2 separate regions of the Mus musculus genome follow, and region 1 is linked to region 2. A link is a loop called in an ENCODE intact Hi-C map of the cell type or tissue named here. Cell type or tissue: heart. All regions are shown on one strand.

Region 1 (8,000 bases), 50 kb after region 2:
GAAAGGTTTGGAAGACAAGAGATGACCCAAATCATTAACGAAAGAAGCATATGGACCAGATGTGGACACGGCATCCTCCCCTTGTCCAAAAACAAGGGGACAGAAGAGAAGCTGAAGTGACAGCCCAAGTCTTCCTCCTGGTTCTCTTTGTGTGTTTTTCCTTTCGACTCATCTGAGCATGCCCATGGCATCGGGGTTCTGTCTATTCCCCATCAGGTCTACTTCTAAAAGCCAGGGACACACTCTGTTCGCCATTATCTAACAGGCTTACATGGCAGTCAGTAGGTAAGAATAAAAGACTTCCTGTTTTCCCTAGGTGTGGCTTTAGGTTGCTTATCCTGCCAACTCTGTGCTATGAACAAATAATAAACCTCTTTCTGCCTGGGTCTTCATACCTGGAAGAGATGTATACAGCATTTTATCCACTTATAAAAGTGGCGGCATGTTCTTTAAATATCTGCTGCACCACTCATCCCTCCTAAGGACTGATGCTATGAAGTTTAAATAAAGCAGTGCTTATAACCCCCGTGTACAGTGAGCATCACCCCAATAGATGTTTATGCTTGCTTTTATTGCCATCTAGTATGAGAAGCAAACTTAATTATAATTATCAGATTTTTGTGCAAGCTTATGATAAAAGATATTAGCTTCTGGGAACAGAAAAAAAGAACATTTGCATCTATCAGACTCCAGGGGAGGCATCAGAACTTATCCTTCCTCTTAACTGCAAACCCCAGTACCGTGTTTACCTTCCTACCAAAGACAGAAGTCCTAAGGCCCCTGGCCATCTCTGTGCATAGCCTAAGGACAAAACACTTCACAAATGACCGGATGTGCTACAAGATAAAGGTCTGAGTCACACTCTCGTGTCATCCCCCAAGAGATCCTAGAAGTTTATTTATTTTCCATATAGAAAACTGGCTCAGTAAATTATAATAAATCACAAAATTTAATACCATGTATCTACTAAAACCCCATAAAATAAGACTATTGATATGAATAAAACTATACAATAAAATAATGTTTTAATCAAGGTGGAAATATCTACGTAGTGTCCAATTTTTAAAAACACATTCTTGACAAGAAATGCATAATTAAAATTCATTATTATTATTATTATGCTCTAATAAAATTATATTGAAAGGTTAAAAATAAGTTATTTATTTTGTTTCAGAAGCTTCCTTGACATGTAGTTGTCCAAGGAAATCAAAAGTGGAAAAATTCACATAGACAAAGGCTTTTACAGATTTAAAAATATCCTAAATCACCTATTTTTTTTAAAATAATAATAACTATGGTTAATTAATAAAATATGAACTCATTAACACATTACATTATTTCCTTGAAAATGCGAAATGAACAACAAAGTAGCATACACGCGCAGTAAGTATGAATCATAAAGTCAGATTCCAAAGTGGATTTACAGGCTGATTGGGGCTTATAAGCTCAGCATGTATGTGGAAATCCACAAAGCACCTAGCAGGGAATGATGTATGGGGCAAACACACTTGCCCGAGTGGGGATGAACTTAGGAAAATCAATTTTCTTTCAGCTTTTCTCCTTTAAGCTATAATAACGCCAAAGTATTTTTTCCAGTGGCAATATATACAATAGACACTAACTAAAGAAAATGACAGGTGATCAACCTCACCACGAGGCTATTAGAAAGGAGACTAGAGCTCTCAGACACTACTTTAACTATAGGAAGAGACCACGGCACCCCTGAGTGACTTCAGTAGCCCCCAAACCTAAAACATCCTCCCATTTCTTCTGTTTTCCCCGGCATTCCCTACAGACATACAGGGAACACTGACCAAGCAGCGTATATACTTTGCTTATTATCTTAACATTGTAGACTCATTCACACAATCAAAATGTTCCCTAGCCATTGCTCTGTTAGCCTAAAACCACTCACTAGCACAGAATCTGCTAAAATGAGCATCTAAAGAAAATGTATTTCCCATTTTAGAGTAGCTCTTCAAAGCTCAAATGTACTTTCCTAAACCGAGAAAGATTGGGGGTGGCTATTTAAAAATAAATAAGTGGTCTTACTATTCAGAGCCTGTCAGGTCCCAACATTCTCGGAGAGAATGATCCTTTTGATAAAAACAAGAGCAAACCTTTGTGCAGGAGCAAAAGGAGCTGTGGCATAATCGTGCTAATTAACTGCACAAGACGCGTCACTGGCTGCAATACCAGGGGGAAAATCCTTTCAATTAATAGTAAAGCATCCTGGAGACAAATTAAAATGACTAGTTAGCAAGCTCACTAAGGCTTCATGCTTCAACCACAATAACAACATCATTTAAAGTATCTTCTATAATAGTCTTATCAGGAAAAAAATAATACTGACCTATACAATAGAACGGAACAAACACAGGGAAACCACATGAAAGAAACAATAGCAAGCATATTTCATATGTATATAAACAGAACAAAGCTCAGCTAATTGACAGCTGAATAAAGGTTTCTAAAGGGGATAGCGCAACAGAACTCTGTGTGCACACACACGCGCGCATTCTCTCTCTCTCTCTCTCTCTCTCTCTCTCTCTCTCTCTCTCTCTCTCTCTCTCTCTCTCTCTCTCTCGGCTATTTCCACATTGTGAGACATGACTACCAGATTCTTAGCCTGGCTCACCATCTTTTGAGTGTCCACTTCTCTTAGAAGTAACTGAATCTGTAATTATCTCCTCATAGACAAAGACAAAAGTGCCAGTTTGTGAAAGACTGGGTAAGAGTTAGTAAAGAATGCAAGTTCATGTAAGGGATATTCCAAGGGGCCAGAATGACTGCTTTTAAAAACGAGGACTTACTGACCACGCCACTAGTGACACACATGGAGATGTCCAGTGTGTCTGATTTTAATTGCTGACTAAGCTCATCCTTGGACCCATGAACCTGAGCTCTAGCTAGTTAATCCTAATTCCGTGAGTATGATTCCTTTTAACCTGATTATGTGAAGTTCATTGATTCAACAAATAGCTGTTGCTAGGTGCTGGGACACCTAGCTCCCAACCCCATGGTGAAAGCCCTGGCCAGATTAATTCTTCCCAGATGCCTCATGATGTCAATTATCTGGACCGCTAGCTTCTGATCGAGTGCTACATGGAAAGGTGCACCCCTCTCCCTCAGAAAGATAAACCCACAGGCATGGCCACAAGTATGCTGACACCTCCCTGACCCTGGAGCTGAACTCGTTCCCTGAGTGTGGGGCTTGCTCCATACTAGTCAAGGAGGGCCACAGAGTGGACTCGAGTTCTCCTTCAGCCACTGTTGAGGAATGTGAGCTTTAATGAGCCATTCAGCCTCCCAGAGTGTTCCCCAAAACTACCCCTAGACACTGTGGGGACAGAGTGAGTAAATGTTAAATTGTTCAATGCAGCAGTTGGAATACAGTATACTGGCAAGGGGTGGACCCTCCGTGTGGTCTCAGTTCCCACCCCTTTTGATGAATTTATATTTTTAGCTTTCAAAGCCTCCTCTATGATGGTAAAGGGCTACTGGACAGGGTTCTGTCTTACAAGGCATATTCCTAAGTCCAAATAGTTTATTCCTTTAGCTTTACTGACAGGTTAAAAATATCAGTAACTTGCAGGGCAGTGGTGGCGCACATCTTTAATCCCAGCACTTGGGAGGCAGAGACAGGCGAATTTCTGAGTTCAAGGCCAGCCTGGTCTTCAGAGTGAGTTCTAGGACAGCTATAGCTTCACAGAGAAACCCTATCTTGAAAAACATATATATATATATATATATATCTCAGTAACTCTATCAGGTCCCCAGAATCTGGCCAGCATCACCTGCCAATCCCTTACCTGACTATGATGCCAGGACCTCATTGTAAGACCAGATAAGTCAATCTCTAGGAGTAAAACCATGAAATGGAACATGCCAGTGATCATAATTTGGTGTCAAATACTGAGGATTTTCTTCTTCCTTTTAAACAATTTTTAGTCAATAATTGAAATTTTTCTAATGGCATGGTACTATTAGACGTTTGGGACAATCTGGAGTCCAAACTGGCTTTGGAGATTTATGCTTTTCATTTGCACATAAGGAAGAAACTTTACAAATTAAGAACCCTCAGCCATATGGAATTCAAACTTGACATTTTTATTTAACCAATACCAAAAGCCCAGTTGGTAGGTAGAGAGTAGAGACAGCATTCAATACTCTCTATATTCTCTAAGTTGGACCACCAGATATCAGGCAACAGTAAGCTCAAAAACAACTAGATTGAAAGTCAACAGAACCATAATTCAGCTGACAGTACATCACATTCTCAAAAGAGTACACATAGTGTGATGCCCTTGGGCACAGGGAAAACAAGTAGAATATTCCATTATATACATTGATCTCATTTTCACTTTCTATTTGTATAACTTAGCTCATTTAGTATATTATTACAGTGGCATAGTCATGTAATTGACAAAGTATGGCTATGCTGACAAGATTTACTTTAAACTGATGAAGAGGGATAAAAACGATACTTAGAGACCTTTACAATTAACACAGAGATGACGCTGTCCCAGGCACTTCAACACCAGACTGGGTTGAGATTGGGATCTTCACTGCTTCACAAGTGTTTCTCATTCCTATGTCTTTCAAGTGGAACTGCCAGTCTCTTGTTAACAAGACACCACACACCCTAACCTGCCCTCCCAAGCACTTCCCACTTAATCTTCTATTCAAATTTATTCTTTATCCCTTCATAAAACTATATTCTATTTCTCCTTCTTTGGAAGATTCCCCACCCCTGATATCTTACTATCTACCTAATCTCTGCGGATGCTATGAATGATACACAATTTAAAGCTTAAATGCTAACATCTAGAAGTAAGAGGAAACATACAATGTTTGCTGCGTAACCTCACTAAGGGTCATTGCTCTATCCACTTATGTGTGAATTGTATAATTTCATTTTACTTGACAGTACCAGGACTGGGCTACATCTTTTTGAGTCATTGGCAAAAGGAGTCCCACAGATGCCTCCCCAAACCAACACTATAGGCTATTGCCAATCTGATCAGTTACACTTCACAACCTGACAGTAAGACCCTATTGCCAAAGCAGCATATATTCCTGTCATCACGTATGGAGAGGTTGAGCTAGTGATGAGCTGGAAGCCTTACCCTTACTGAGTAGCATTAGTGGTCCAGGGCAGTGTTGTATATGTTACCAGAGAAGATAAATAACCATCACTCTCAGTCAGCTACAAACCCTGTGAGCTAGAGCAGAGATCTGTCTATAAAGCAGATCACTGGAACAAGAGTGTGCCATGTTATCAGAGTAGCCAGACATTTTTAAAATTGGATTTAAGGCCTACTTCATGAGATAAAACTCCTATGTGACACTACTGAGTGGAGGCCAAAGGTTTTAGATATCTTCAGACAGAGTTAGAGATGATTGTGAGCTACCTGGCTTGTATTCTAGAAACTCGGGTCTTCTGTAAGAACACTCTTAACCTTGAAGTCATCTTAGTTCCATACTCATCAATTCTTGCTCACTCTGTCCCATATGGATTCTCATTCACACCTAGCTATAAGCAAGAACTTTTTAGCTAGGCAGTGATGGTGCATACCTTTAATCCCAGCTCTTATGAGGCAGAGATAGGAGGACCTTCATGAATTTGAAGCCAACCTGGCCTACAGAGCGAGTTCTAGAATAGCCAAGGCTACACAAAGAGACCCTGTCTTGAAGAAAAGAACAAAAACAAAAAAGAAGAACTTTTTAAAGGCATAAAGTTATTCTATAGCTACTGACACAATTCCCCAGTTATAAATCATGTTGTCTCTTGTCTAGACAACATTGTACTAGTTTAACAAATATTTAAAAGCTTCAGGTTATAATAGTTAATAATCACTGCATGCTTAGAATATATCCACCAAGACCCAAAGATTATAACACCAGATTGAAATCCAGATAGGCACATTATCATATAAGAACTGGTGAATGGGCCGGGCGGTGATGGCTCATGCCTTTAATCCCAGCACTTGGGAGGCAGAGACAGGCAGATTTCTGAGTTCGAGGCCAGTCTGGTCTACAGAGTGAGTTCCAGGACAACCAGGGCTATACAGAGAAACCCTGTCTCAAAACAAAACAAAACAAAACAAACAAACAAACTAAAAAAATAATTGGTGAATGGGTGTACCTGATGCAGTAGAGAGGCAGCCATGCAAGTAGCCACCAAGGCTTACTGTGCCCACCCGTTAAGTATGGCCCACTTAGCATCCTGTGCCACCAATTTCACCTTGCAAAGCCAACATCTCTTACTTTCAGCTCACGAATGCACAAGGCAGGCCTAGCTAATCAGCCTATCTGTCCTCTATCAACAGGGTCAGAAAGGAACCTTACAGTGGTACAGTGGGTTCCATTTCTGACTAGAACTGTAGCGGTAAGATAACTCTCCTTGACAACCAGAAATCTAGCAGGAAGCGAACACTGAGTTTCGTGCATCTATCTCAGACTAGAAACAAGAATGTGAAGTACAAAACAGTAGCAAGGGCTGCAGGAACCAAAGAACAAAAGGGAGAGCACTGTGTCCAGACAGCACTAAAGGGATCAAGCCATCCCTGAAGTCTGCGTAACTCTGGACTACCCCTAAACATTGGTTCAGAAAGGCCGACCCATCTCTACTCTAGCTCAAGCTTGTTTTGATATGTCTTAGAATTCCACAACTGGGAAATAAGAATATCGCATACCAAAACTTAACTAGATTCAAATCTATACAATAAGTCACTGATCATCTGTCCAGTTAGAATAGGCATTCAGAACAGAAGCTGTGAAGCTTCACATTAAGTTTTACAGCTTCAGTATAGAATATATTTTATGCACTTGTCCACTACCAAAATCAGAAACTCCATGATAGGATTAGAACTAGAAAAAATATGGAATATTACTCAGCTCAAACAACAAACAAAACAAAACAAACCTGAAGTTAAAAAGTCTGTGTGTGTGTGTGTGTGTGTGTGTGTGTGTATGTATCTGTATGCGCTGTGCGAGATCACGCAATCTCAGGAAATAAATAGAATATTCTTATTCTTTCTCATATATGAAATCTAGCCAATATTTATTGGCAAACAAATGAACATGCAAATAGTGTACAGTCTGGTGTACAAGAAATCTTAGCAGCTCTCTAAAAGAGAAATCAGCATTTAGCCCATAATGTGATGGTTATGCGTCCCTTATCTAAGGTGCTTAAAGGGGACATGGGTGTCAACCAATTCTATAAAATTTACATTTACATGCACATAATGAGAAACCTTGAGGGCAGAACCAACTATACACATGAAATCCATTCATGTACCCCTTATACATATCGACTAGAGGTCATCTTATATAATAGTTTTAGCTAAGCCCATTTTTGATGGCAATTTGTCTGAAGAGGTCAAGTGTGAATTTTTCCTTATGACATAATAGTATTCAAAAAGCTTTGGATTTCAGAGCACTGCAGATTTTCAACCTGTCCTTCCTTCTACTGGCTTTAGCTAGTCACACTGCTACCGGTCTTGCCCAGCTTTTCATGAACTATGATGGCTACATGCCTAAAGCTGGTCAACGATGCTTAAGAAGCAATGTCAGGTGGTGGCTCCAGGAACTGAATAGACACTTGTCCTTGAAGCATCTGCCGTGGTGTCTCCTGTCATGTGGCTGTACTGGCTGGAGTTCTGGGAGTCACTGTGGGCCATAAGGATGAGCAGGACTTAAAAGTCTAGTAATGTTTGACCCTTTAGCCCTGCGGAAGTTGGTTCCATTGACAGCAGAGATGATCACATGTTTTGTTTTGTTTTTTCATACTGTATACTTTCCGGCACACAGACAAGTGTTTGTTCAATGAGTAAATTTGGTATCTCTCTTCTAGCAAACACTCCACTTCATGGAATCATCGATACCAGAACCTGAGTTTTAGGAGCGCTTCGGTCAAAGGATAGACATGCTTGAGTCATCTAGTGACCAAGAACTTTGAGTCCTATGAATCACCAATATTTCTTTCCTTTACAGAA
Region 2 (8,000 bases):
GGTGAGGTTCGCAGGCATTTTCAGTTTTGTAAAAGGGTCCAGACGCGATAATGATGGGACAATAGACAGGACCAAAATAAACACGAAATGAGGGCAGGAGCAGAATGTGCTTATTTCACTACTCCCCTTAAAAGAGACACGGCTGCATGTTTAAAAATAAACACTAATTCACTGGCAGAGCCCCCCTTTTTTAATGAATCAGGATGCCATGCTTCAGTAAGGAAGGGACTCGCTCTCTCCCCAGCTCTGACACGGAGGTCTTTACTACACTCAAGTTTGGAAGTAGAGGGAAATTTTCTTTGCAACATTTCTGGCCTGGGGGGGGGGGGGGGGTACTCAGTTGAGTAATGCGTCTCTCACAAGCCCGAGGAGCAGGGTCCCATCTCCAGGAGACACATCGTCAAAAGCAGGCCACCACTTGTAATCCCAACAGCACTGGTCATGGAGGCAGACAGGTGCTGGACTCATGGGCCAGCCACACCATTGATATCAGGGAGGGCCTGCTTCAGTGAGAGTGACTGTCCCAAACAAAAACAGTGGACAGGAACTGAGGAAGACCCTGAGGTTGACCTCTGGCCTCCTTATGCACATACAGGAGAGGCTGAGGGAGATGGGGAGAGAGCCTGAAAATGCTACACTGGGGACAGAGCATTAACCATACACAGGTAACATGACTGAGGGGCATAGCAGTGAATGAGGTGATAAGGAGAGGGGAGAACTGAGGCCACTGGAGGCCACTCATTTCTCCTAAAAGGAGCATCGAATTCAGACTGCAGCTGAGCATCGAATTCAGACTGCGGCTGACTTGCTCGCTCTATGGGCACACCAGTGTATATACAGCTTAGTTGCCCAGATTTTCAAAAGTAGCTGACAATGTGCAATTTTTAAGTGAAATCTTTTAATTAAAAAAAAAAATCCAATGTTCGGTTTTTCACGTAGTATAAGACAAGGCAGACACACTGGAAGTGGAATCAGGAAGCAAAGCGCCAGCGTATGCTTTCTGCCTCAGTGTCTGTGGACACGATCTTACTGACACTCCTGAAAGTTGGGCTGGGCTGAGAGGAGTTGCTGTTTCTGGGAAGACAGTGCTCAGAGCTCACTGTTTCCAGTTCCCGGATCGTTGGGTGTCGGATCATACGGTCAGAAAAGGAGCTAAGGACTCAACACCCATGTTCAGACTCAGACAGTAAAAATGACTAAGTCACTACTTCTCCAGGCCTTGAGTCCTCATGCACCAATGTGGATGATCAGAGAGTGAGACAGCCTGTTTTCAGTGTCAGATGAGGCCCATCAAATATCAGAAAGGGCAGGCCACAAAGTTTTGTCATAGGAGCCTTTTAAGTTCTTCCAAATTGCTGTTCGGGTGAATTCTATCAATATTCACCAGCATAGCATGATAATGGGACGCTTAGAAAAGAGAAGAATGCATGCTAACATAGCAATGATGACTTTCTAAGATGTCGAACGCGTCTGTGTGTGTGTGTGTGTGTGTGTGTGTATGTGTGAGGGGGGTGGGGAGAGAGAGTATCTTAGTATTAGTATAGAGTTAGTTCAACTTGTATATACTTTGAGGGTCCTTGAGTCTTGTGACCACACTCTGAACCACTGATGTAGAGCATGGTAGCACCATCATGGCTGGATTGCATGCCACTGTGAACAGGTCTAACCCTGAATGGCCTGCTCTTCTCATCCTGAAGATGCTGGAGAAAGATGCTACTCTGTTCTCACTCCCACACCCACCCTTATAGGGCTCTAAAGGAAAAGCCCAGATAAATAAAAGGTTGTCCAAAAATTGAGTGTGTGTGAGCATTTGCAGTCCAAATCACAAGACAAGGCGACAATATTCTACACATTTACCACGGTACTGTATTTACTGACATCGTTTGTATCTCACATTAGCCGTCCACATCAAAGTCCATGGGGGTCTCACGCGCACTTGTTCTGGTTCCTCTCCCATGCTCCTGCCTTCTTTATTACGATCACAAACTGATTGCAGAGATGGACTAGATGCCTTCCTGACTACCACAGGGCAGCTCTGCCACTCCCTGGTGACACTGACAGCCTAGTTCCCTCTGTGGCCCATCTCCAGTCAGTGTAAGATGGTGGCCACAGATACCATCATGCTCTCTGACTCCCAGGCTCACTACTGTACATACAGCTCATTTGAACAGACATGGCTCCTCTTCTACCCCCCACCATTTGCTACTGTGAATTTGAACAAAACCACGAAGAATTCCCACAAGCCTGTCAGTTTATAATTGACTTGTTGTTGTTGTTCAAAAAGGCAACAACAAACATTAAGGTTTTGTTAACTTGTGTTTTGGGAGAGAATTCTTCATTACACACTCTAAGATCATTCTGTGCACACTGCTTTTTACACGGAAGTTTCCAGGGGTGGACAATGTGCAATTGTAAAGGTGAAAGTTAGCTTTCTCAAGTGACCTGGGGAAAGCCTGAGAGAGAGGCATCCCGGAATCTGAACATCTTTTCTAGGCACATTCCTGATGTTACAAGAGAAACCATGAGCCCAGAGCTCTAGGTCTGCTATAGATAACCTTGTTTTCTACATGATCCATACCAAAGTATCCTTGACAAAAAAGAAAGAAAGAAAAAACAAGGGAACATGGAGACAAATCCTGGTATAAAGGAGAAGAGTGGAAGCTGGCTGCAAACAAAAATAAAGAGTACTTGAATAAAGAAAGACTACCAAGGACCAAGTTGACCAAGCCCGGGGCCTTTCTCCATGATAGGGGTTTGCCCCCAAACCTTCCCATTGAAGATGGATTTTGTATTTTGAAGTATTGAGAAAACAAAAGAGGAATGATAGTGTTTCATGACAGCTGATGCTAGTATGAAATTCAAGTAAAGTTTTACTAGAACACACTCCTGACGCTAGTTTGCATAGTGTCCACAGTTCGTTTCCTGCTGACCCTGCAGAGCTGAGTATTAACCACAATACAAGGGAAGAATGGGTCTGAGGAACCCACAGGGTGCCAATATCTGAACTATTTATACTTTTATAGAAGGTACTAGAATAAAGATTTCTGATTGCATAGACATTTTAGCAAGACTGTAAGGAAGGAAAAGGAGGAACTTTATAAAGGAAAAGAATATACACACAAATATAGTATATGTGTGTGCAATATACACATTTAAATAAATGGTCCAATAAATTTTAGGAAGCTAAATCAGCCGCTGTTCACTAATGTCATGTAACACTCTTCTCCTATTGCCTTTTAAATGACAATTTATAGAGAAATCAATATGCAATAGTAATCTCTGAAAAATGGTAAGACCAAGGAAGCTAGTTAGCACTCTTATATTACTCAAGTTGTGTATGTGTGTGTATGTGTGTGTATTCAGTTTGTTAATGTGTTCTAAATATTGTCTTAACTGGATAAGTGCCCGTGAAAGAATACAGGGGATACTTAATTACCCGTATAAAGGATCAGAAACTCAAACACTTGCCAGGGTTACAAGCTGGGACCTGGTTTCACTCTCTCGCCAGAGTGGCCTACTGGAGAGACACATTTCAATTTGAATTATATATACATATATAAAATATATGAATAAAGAAGGAAAGACCAACTGCTTTCAGTCAAGCAATATGAACACAAGCCTTCTTCACGTGTTTATACAGACATGGACTTGCATGCTGATTCACTGGTCTGGGTAGTTACACATGGCCTCCTTTTCTGCTACTCTCTACGCTTCTGGAGGCAGAGCAGTGTGGTACCAGTAAATATACAAAGAATGAAGAACGTTTTGTTCCTAATGTTATACTAAAGAATCCAGACCAGCTCTATGAAAAATTCCTAGTAAGTTTGTTTTCCTTAGATAATAAACTATTTTAAAATGTGCCTGTTTATGAAGTAAGAGGGATGTATGCTTTGGTTTTAGGATACATGATATTTAGAGACCTCACAAAAATGTGTTTGGGGGACTGGAGAGATAGTTCGGCAGTTAAGAGTACTAGCTGTTCTTTCAGAGGACCTGGGTTCAATTCTGAGAATCCACAACTTTTTGTACCTCCAGTCCCAGGGGTCAACGCCCTCTTCTGGCCGTCCCAAGCACTGTATGCATATGATGCACACTGGTAAAAACACTGTTACATATAAACTGAAAGTAAAGATTACAATTTTTACAGTATTATTATATTAAAATTTTACTATATTTATTCAGTGCTTCAGTTGTTTCATATGAACATATTATTAAATACCAAGAGATTTTAGAAAATATAGAGAACAGAACTTGTGTGCATTCAATTCACAAATGTCTGTCGTGTGCCCAACAGTACATTTTATAATCAGTCTTAGAGTGGGTCAAATCAAATCATATTTCCAAATGAAGCCACTTGAGTAATGCTATAAAATAGCCTTCAAAGTTTCTACGTATGCTCCTGTCTTGTAACTGACTGAAACAGACAGAAAGTCTATAAAGATAAAGGGGTGTACAAAGAGAAAGAAGTCTTCCAGTCTGGGGTGCATTCGGCTCGTGTTTCTCACTAGCTGAATTAAGAAGTTAAGCTCTGGAAGGCTACATATCCATGAGTAAGGGCACCACAAATTCGACTTAATGAGCTTAATAAGAAAATAAAAATGGGCATAAAGTTGGGTATTAGGGAAGGTGGAGGTATGCCTGAGAGGAGTTGGGGATATGAAACATTGTTCATACATTGTATGAAACTTCTTTGTTTGTTTGCTTTTGTTTTTTGAGACAGGGTTTCTCTGTATGAAACTCTTAAGAATTAAGAAGATAAACAGGGAGAAAGAGCTTCAGTCGGACTGATAACATCAGAGCTGCTGAGAAGCCTGCCTGCGGAGACAACGCTCCTCGTCTGAGAGAGCTCTCCAGCAGGAGAGAACAGCTAAGAGCCACGCCTGAGGACAAAGCCATACGTGACTTCTGAGTTTGTCTGTATCAGCGCTGCTCTCTCATCCCTAAAGCTTTATAGTTCATACAGCACGTGGAAGGAGAGATACTTTAAGAGAAACACGTAACAGGGCTCATGTTTTAAACTTCAATTTAAAAAGTCTGCATAGTCATTGACTCTGTTTGAAAATTATACCCTTTGAACAATGTAATTTTGACAGCTAAGAAAAAACCATATAAATAACTATTAAGACACACTAGAACCCCACACATGTGCATTAAAATCTACAGCATATGCTACCTCTTTGCAAACCCCAACTTTGCTTCATAGTAACTCATTCTGAAATTCATTTTCGGGGATAAAGCCAAGATCCCGGTCTCCCCTAAAGAGATGACTGTCAGGGAAACTCCTCAGCAACACCGGGTTGAGTCTTTTGCTGCTGTTAACATAAAAACAACTTCTGAATGAATATCCAAACAACTAAAGAGATCTGATTTTGGCAGTTTTAGCACCTTGGTTTCAGTTGTTGCCATCAAGAGATATTCATTTGTCCCCCTGTCACTCCTGGATTACTAAATATGCAGATGCACTAGGCTGCACATGAGCAAACCATTGAGGGATGCTCTTAAATGCAGAGTGTGCATCCACGGGTGTTGGGCAGAATATGTCTAAACATCTGTATTACTAACAGTACAACAGATTGTATTGTTCCAACAGATGCACATGCAGTTCATGTGAGGAAAACAATATATCCTCTTCATAAACTTCAAGGTTTTCATCTGAACACCTGCTTCTGTCAGAAAGTTTTATATTCTCTATTCATTTAACAAATAACTTGCTTTTGCCCCAGCTAAGAAGCAGGAAACGGAACTTTCAGAAGTTTAAGAAAAGGACACAGAGAAGCTGTGGTGTTTAAGTGGAGGTCTGAAGTTGGTAACGATTGGCCTATCAGCAGGAGGAGCCACCCAGGCAAGGACAGAATCCTCAGGCGCAAACATGCCTCACGTGATGCAGCCACAGCAAGAAGTCCGCATACTTTATGCGGTACCCACTTGGTCACAATCCATGTGCCTTCTCTCTTCCATCGTGACTTCTGAGCCTGTTTTGTTAGTTCCTCCTTCTTCCCATCTTATCCATGAAGGCTCAAGCTTGATTTCAACTCTCTACACTCTCAGCTCTGGTGAAGCAAGCCAGTCTTGTGACTAGAAAGGGCCTGTCATAGACTTCTCTGAATTCTAGACTCATCTCTACCTGTCTATACCGCTGTCTACACAGCAAACAGCTCACAATTAACATGCCCTTCAAGTCAGCTGCCCTATTTCAATAGTGGGAAGGCTGAAACACATGAAACCTGCTGCTGCTGCTGCTGCTGCTACTGGTAGTGGTGGTGGTGGTAGGGGTCAGGGGTTGTGGGGTTGGGGGTGGGGGTGGTATGTTTTATACTAGGGCTGAACCTAGGCCCTTACTCATGCTAGAGAAACATTATTGAGTAATACCAGAGCCCCTTTTTCTGGTTTTGTTTTTAAAAAAAATCTCAGTAAGCTACTTAGGCTGGCTTGGAACTTACTCCCCATAGCCTGTTAATCCTCCTGCCTCAGCTTTCTGAGCAGTTGGAGTTATAGACAGGCATGTACCATTAAGGTTTTATGGACACTGCTGTTTTTTATAGGTCAGAGGTCTGCATAGTCCAACCAACTTGATGACCTTTGACATCTTTCTTTCCCAAGTATCATCTGTACAGCCCATCAGCAGTCATTGACCATCTTGAGGATATACTCAGAATTTAACCAAGTTTTACCCTCTAGTGGGACTACCACCTCCATCTGTCTCCAGATGACAGAAGGTATCTCTTGGCTCTCCTCCTTGCTTCTGGCTTTGACCTTGTACAGTACATATTCAATGCACATCAAATTACCAATCTCATCTGACCAACCAAATGGGTGGAACTTCCCAACGGAAAGGAAGATAAACGGACACTAAAGCACAGAATTACATGGGAAATGTCCCCACAGTCTCATGGATTTGAAAACTCAGTCCCCAAATGATGATGCCATGGTGGGAGGTTGTGGAACTTCGAGGGCCAGGGCAGCTGAAGGAAGTGGGTCAGTGCAGCACGGGCCTTGATGGTTAGAGTCCAGCCTTACTGCAACAGTAGACTCTGTGGTAGGCCATGATATAACAAGGCTGTTCTGCAAGAAGCTATCCGGGCTGCCATGTATCCCTCTCTCCAAGAAATGTGCACCCAAATCAAACTTTTTCCTCTTAAGTTGATTTAGATTTTGTCACAAAGATGATAAATGTGGCTAACACACATACATTTGTCTACCCAGCCATTACTTTGCTCAAAGAACAGTAATTTTAATACTCCCATTAGAGCAAAAACTGTATCACTCACACTCACACACACACACACACACACACACACACACACACACACACACATACACACATACACACACCCATATACATGAACTATAGTGTGTAGCCACCCTATTAAGTACCATCTACTCATTAACATAACATCTATCACTATTTGTGACAACAGAGTTAAGTAATGTACCTAGTACCCCCCCCCAGAAGCTGTCACAATTATCATATTGTCCTCTGGAAAATACTTGATAATGATTAATTTCTGAAAACAAAACAGTTGTTTGCTCATAGCTATCTAACAAGAGACATGGGTTAGATTAATAATGAGGCAGTGCCTAGTTGAGGCATGAACTTGGATACTGCTGTAATGGGTCAGACTCTTCTCTGTGGAGGCTTCTCTGTATATTGTTAGGCATTTAGCGGCATCTCTGGCATCTCCATGTTACATGCCAGGAGACTCATCCCCTAACCCCAACCCAACTGGCATAACCAGTGATGTCTCCAGGAATTGTCAGAAGCCTCCCAGGGAAGGAATACAGCTGTCCCCATAAAGAACCAGGGCACAGAGGTGGGCACTACGTAGTCCTCAAGGTCCATATTGTATAGACCTATGGAAGGAGGTGGGGAAGGTGTTTTGGTTTTTTGGTTTTTTGGGGTGTTTTTGTTTTTGTTTTTGTTTTTGTTTTTTTCAAGACAGGGTTTCTCTGTATAGTCCTGGCTGTCCTAGAACTCACTCTGTAGACCAGGCTGGCCTTAA

What was found. Hi-C counts contacts between places; a loop is a spot of excess contacts. Peaks named below come from ENCODE experiments on the same cell type or tissue, not always from the same donor. Only the 100,000 strongest peaks of a DNase experiment are listed, where the experiment ranks them.
Region 1: a loop joins it to region 2, with 2.0 times the contacts of the local background. A loop is called at or near these places in 3 of 42 quality-filtered maps.

Annotation. Positions count from the first base shown.
Region 1 is chr6:97,932,571-97,940,570 of GRCm38, reverse strand. All of the region lies in intron 1 of Mitf (melanogenesis associated transcription factor), which reads right to left. Among named protein-coding and RNA genes, the nearest start is that of Mitf, 130 kb to the right of the region's middle. In heart, no CTCF peak of the experiment used is centred here; no DNase peak of the experiment used is centred here; H3K27ac peaks cover 220 bases.
Region 2 is chr6:97,982,664-97,990,663 of GRCm38, reverse strand. All of the region lies in intron 2 of Mitf (melanogenesis associated transcription factor), which reads right to left. Among named protein-coding and RNA genes, the nearest start is that of Mitf, 180 kb to the right of the region's middle. In heart, no CTCF peak of the experiment used is centred here; no DNase peak of the experiment used is centred here.